Linked DNA regions of Homo sapiens: region 2 is linked to region 1. A link is a loop called in an ENCODE intact Hi-C map of the cell type or tissue named here. Cell type or tissue: heart left ventricle. All regions are shown on one strand.

What was found. Peaks named below come from ENCODE experiments on the same cell type or tissue, not always from the same donor. Only the 100,000 strongest peaks of a DNase experiment are listed, where the experiment ranks them.
Region 2: it touches region 1 in a loop (4-fold over the local background); 3 of 110 quality-filtered maps call a loop at or near these places.

The regions. Positions count from the first base shown.
Region 1 is chr7:6,573,665-6,576,164 of GRCh38, forward strand. No RefSeq gene overlaps it. Among named protein-coding and RNA genes, the nearest start is that of ZDHHC4, 2.5 kb to the right of the region's middle. In heart left ventricle, a CTCF peak has its summit at 1,014 (motif pointing left); no DNase peak of the experiment used is centred here.
Region 2 is chr7:6,728,378-6,730,877 of GRCh38, forward strand. No RefSeq gene overlaps it. Among named protein-coding and RNA genes, the nearest start is that of ZNF12, 23 kb to the left of the region's middle. RefSeq lists enhancers at 247-1,222, 1,274-1,483 and silencers at 1,634-1,743, 2,154-2,203. In heart left ventricle, no CTCF peak of the experiment used is centred here; DNase peaks (open chromatin) are centred at 1,384 and 1,824; H3K4me3 peaks cover 1,968 bases; H3K27ac peaks cover 1,148 bases.

The sequences.
Region 1 (2,500 bases):
AGCCACCATGCCCGGCCCTGGGTAGAATCTTAATTTGAAGAGACATTTTTGACACATTCCTTGCATCATTCCAGATATCACTTATTAGATGTCCACTGATTGATTGCCTACCTGGCCAGCATCCATGTACCTTCCCAGTAGGGCCCACACATCCTTCCAGAATCCAGCCCCTCACCTGAGCAACTCATGTGCTTTGGGGGAAACTGATCCTCTGTAGCTTCAGCAGGAGGCCTTGTTTTACCCAAGACAAAGGCCACATTCCATTTTCCTGGTGGCATCATGGTTCAGGGGTGAGTCTATGACCCAAGCCAGCTTAATCACACTGAATGTCAGTACTCCTACTTGGGCCTGGAGGGAGACCTCCCCACTCTCCCTTCACTGGATGTGGGTGTGGATGCATGAAGCCCCAGCTATGGCTGGTGGCCATCCCATCATCAGGAGGAAAGCTGGTCTTCAGATGAAGCTGATCTTCCAGTCAGAGTGAGGGATAAAAAGAACATTGATTCTTGATCATGCCATTGGGCTGCGGGTTCAAGTCATTCCTGAAGCCAGCATCATTTCTGGACATTCCAATGGCAGGGACCAAGATGTCTCTTTTGTTGTTTAATCTACTTTGAGGGCTGGGCGTGGTGGCTCACACCTGTAATCCCAGCACTTTGTGAGGCTGAGGCAGGTGGATCACCTGAGGTCAGGTGTTCAAGGCTAGTCTGGCCAACACGACGAAACCCTGTCTTTACTAAAAATACAAAAATTAGCTGAGTGTGGTGGCGCATGCCTGCAGTCTCAGATACTCGGGAGGCTGAGGCAGGAGAATCACTTGAACCCAGGAGGCAGAGGTTGCAGTGAGCTGAGATCCCGCCACTGCACTCCAGCCTGGGCAACAGAGCGAGACTGTCTCAAAAAAAAGAAAAAAAAAAAAAAAGGCACGGGGCAGCAATTACAGTAGCAAAGGCAAAGTGGAAATTTGGGTGTAAACTGGGCACCCATAATGTATGCTCCAAGCCAGCTAATAGTGACAACTGTGGCCCCACCTACTGGCCACAGGAATTTTTTTTGAGTGATATCAAGGATGTAGATTTCCTTCTGATATAAGTTATCATTTTCTTTCATTCATTCAGTTGATACATTTTTATTGGGCATCTACTATGAGCTAGGTGCTAAAATAGTTGCTACTGATATAACAGTAAGCCAACACAGATCCAGTCCTTTTTTTTTTCTTTTCTTTTCTTTTTTTTTTTTTTTGAGACAGGGTCTTGCTCTATTGCCCAAGCTGAAATACAGTGGCACAGTCATGGTTCACTGCAGTCTCAAATTCCTGGACTCAAGCAATCTTCCTGCCTCATCCTGCCTCAGCCTCCCCAAGTAGCTGAGACTACAGGTGTACACCACCACACCTAACTAATTGAAAACTTTTTTGTAGCGGTGAGGTCTCACTAGGTTGCTCAGCCTTGTCTTAAACTCCTGGTCTCAAGGGATCAGCCCTCCTCAGCCTCCCAAAGTGTTGGGATTACCGGTATAAGCCACTATGCATGGTTCAAAAATACTTTTATGTTCCTTTCCTTCTTCTTAATTTCTCCATGGCAAAATTCCTCATGGTCAATAAATCACTGATTGTAAACAAGCATCATGTGTGATATGCCTTTTGCAAGCGTAGCTACGAAGTCCTGTATCCCATTTCCAAAGTATAGCATCCATCATTCCCTTGGGGACAAGAGATCGTGGTGTAAAGCTGGTTGATCCTGTCAACTGATCTCACAGCAGGTAAAAAACTGATACTGCAGGTCCAGTTTCAGGAGCTGACAGGAGCGTTTAGCAACACTCCAAAGAGGAATTCTTTGCTCCATGCATCACAAGCAAGGCAATCCTTTTGATCACACTTGAATTTTTGGTTTTAAGCTTAAGTAGTCTGTTTTCTCTTATGCTATTTATAAAATGCAGGTGTCAAGGTTTGCGCTTGGATGTTTTAAAGAGGCAAAAAATCAAACATGCCTAGGTTTCAGGAACTGACCAAGTGCTGAGAGATTAATCTTTTTTTTTTTTTTTTTCTGAACCAGGGTCTTGTTTTGTGGTCCAGGCTGGAATGCAGTGGTGTGATCCTAACGCACTGCAGCCTTGACCTCCTGGGCTCAAACAATCCTCCCACCTCAGCTTCCTAAGTAGCTGGGACCACATGTGCATGCCAGCACACCCGGCTAATTTTTAAATTTTTTGTAGAGACAAGGTCTCCATATGTTGCCCAGACTGTTCCCAAACTCCTGGGCTCAAGCGATCCTCCCACCTCGGCCTCCTGAAGTGCTGGAATTATAGGTATGAGCCTTGGTTTTTCAATTCTGGGTCCATAAATTTATGAAGACCTTGGATACAATGTACACAGGAGAAGGCATCCTGTTGGTAAGGAGTTTCATAAAAAGGAAAAGAAAACGCATCAAGAAGCTGACGTAGGTAGCAAAGAGACAGGAAAAGAGAAGAGCTTTAAGGCCAGTGTTTGGAGATCAGACAT
Region 2 (2,500 bases), 150 kb after region 1:
CTCACTGTAGCCTCAACTTCCCAGGCTCAAGCGATCCTCCCATCTCAGCCTCCTAAGTAGCTGAGACTACAGGCATGCACCACCACACCTGGATAATTTTTTTTTTTTTTTTTGTAGAGATGGGGGTCTTGCTGTGTTGCCCAGGCTGTCCTTGAACTCCTGGCCTCAAGGGATCCTCCCAGGTCACCCTCCCAAAATGCTGGGATTACAGGCAAGAGCCACCGCAATGGCCCATTTCTTTACGTCATCTTCCAACTGTTCAGCCAACACTTAACTCTGAATCAACTGCCAATCTTTGAATCTGCTAGTGACCTGAAAGCCTTTCCAGGCTGACCCAATGTGTACATCCCATGTATTGATTTATGTCTTTGCCTGTAACTGCTGTCTCCCTAAGATGTATAAAACCAAGCTGTAACCCAACCACTTTGGGCTCACGTTCTCAGGACCCCCTGAGGCTGTGTCACCAGCCATGGTCACTCAAATAGGAGGCCCAGAATAAAACTCTTTACAAACTTTGAGTCTTTTTGGTCAACATAACCTAACCCTAAACATAATCCTCCTGGGGAAGGTGAAATCACAGGTATCTTTTCTTTGTTCGATTTGTGTATTTCCTGATTTCTCTACAGTTTTTAGGCATTTGCTGTGTGATCTAGAAAAGCTACAGAGTCTCGCTCCGTCGCCAGGCTGGAGTGCAGGGGCGCGAGCTCGGCTCACTGGAACCTCCGCCTCCCGGGTTCAAGCGATTCTCTTGCCTCAGCCTCCGGAGTAGCTGGGATTACAGGCACGCGCCACCACGCCCAGCTAATTTTCGTATTTTTAGTAGAGACGGGGTTTCACCATGTTGGCGAGGATGGTCTCTATCTCTTGACCTCGCGAGCTGCCCTCCTCGGCCTCCCAAAGTCCTGGGATTACAGGCGTGAGCCACCGCGCCCGGCCACAAATTCTATTTTCTTTCTCTTCCTTGGAAAGCATCGCTGGGCATTTATCCTGTCCTAGTATTTGAGTGAAACTTCTCTTAGCATTTCAGCGCAGTGACCACGATACACCCTTTCCTTTCCTTCTCGTTATGGGAAACTCGGTTCTAACCTGGAGGCCTTGGGCTCCAGGACCCAGTCACTGCAGCCCTGGACTTGACCCTAAAAGGGAATAAAGACAAATGCGAAGTTCAGTCCGGGGATCAGGGCTGCCGAAGCTCATATAGCCTGGGGCTTCTTAACCTTTAGACGGGGTAGAGACATTTGAAATGGCCCCTAAAGTTGGGGGGCGCTGGTAGGCTCATGGGAAATAGAGTCCGGCCCTTGTCCTGGGACCAACGGTGGGCCCTGGGAGGCGGACTTCCGGTGAACTCCTGCGCGTGTGCGCCTCTCCCTGGGTGCGTGTTCGCACATGCGCGCTGCCGCCGCACTGCCATCGCTTCCTGTGTGTCCTCAGGTCACCGCTTGCTCTAGTTCCCAGGCTTTGGCCCCCAGTGGACGAGAATCGCTGAGCCTGCGGGGCTGGACGCTGAGCGCCTAGGCCAGCACCTAGGCGGGCGCGGAGCTATGTGGGCCAGGGTTCGCACGGGCCGGGTGGAGGCTTGAGCGGGGACCCCCGAGCGTGAGCCCCTGAGCCGGCGGCCCTGCGGCCAGGGGAACCGGGCGGGAGGTGGCGAAGGTGGCAGCGGAGGCGGAGGCGAAGGGGCGGCGGGAACCGGGCCTGGCCCGTGTGTGTCCTGGGGGCCTGGCCCAGGCCGCCGCTGTACGGTGAGTCCCAGGGAGGCGGATCTGGGCCCCGGGAAGGACACCCTCCTGGATTTGCCCCGTAGGCCCGGCCCGGGCCCCTCAGGAGCAGAACAGCCTTGGTGAGGTGGACAAGAGGGGACCTCGCGAGCAGACGCGCGCCAGCGACAGCAGCCCCGCCCCGGCCTCTGGGGAGCCCCAGGAGGGTAAGTCTTTGGGTTTTCGGGCCCGGAGCGAGAAAGGCCTGGGTGAAGTCACCGTATGTTCGGGACCTTAGAGTATGAGGCGGGGGAGGGTCCGATCGCTTGCAGGAGAGGCGTGTGTTTGGCCTTGAGGCGCTGCACGGGAATATCTGGGAGGACGAGGCTTACGGGGGCGTGGAGGGTATCACCAGCCTCAGCTGCAGACGTCGTCTCCACTCCCCACTAACCCCTAACAGCCCTTCCTCCTCCTTTCCGTGCTCCAGATTTCGACCGCCTCTAAACGTCCGTCAGCATCTCTGTTCTCTCATTTAAGTGTCTGCTGATTCCCCCCTTAGATCTGCCCTGGAGACTGGTAGTAATGCAGGAACAGTCTGCAGGGATTCTCTCTTGCTGCCTCAGTTGCTAGGGGAAGAGACTGGGCCTTAGCAGGTGGGTGACTTGACCGGGTCACTGGCTTTGTGGGTAGAGTTGCTCATAGTAGAACTCAGGAGTCTTATCTCCCAGGCCAGTGTTCTTTCTCCCGTATCCTAGTTTTCTTAGTAGAAGGTTATTAGGTGCAGCAATAACCAAGTTCAGTTA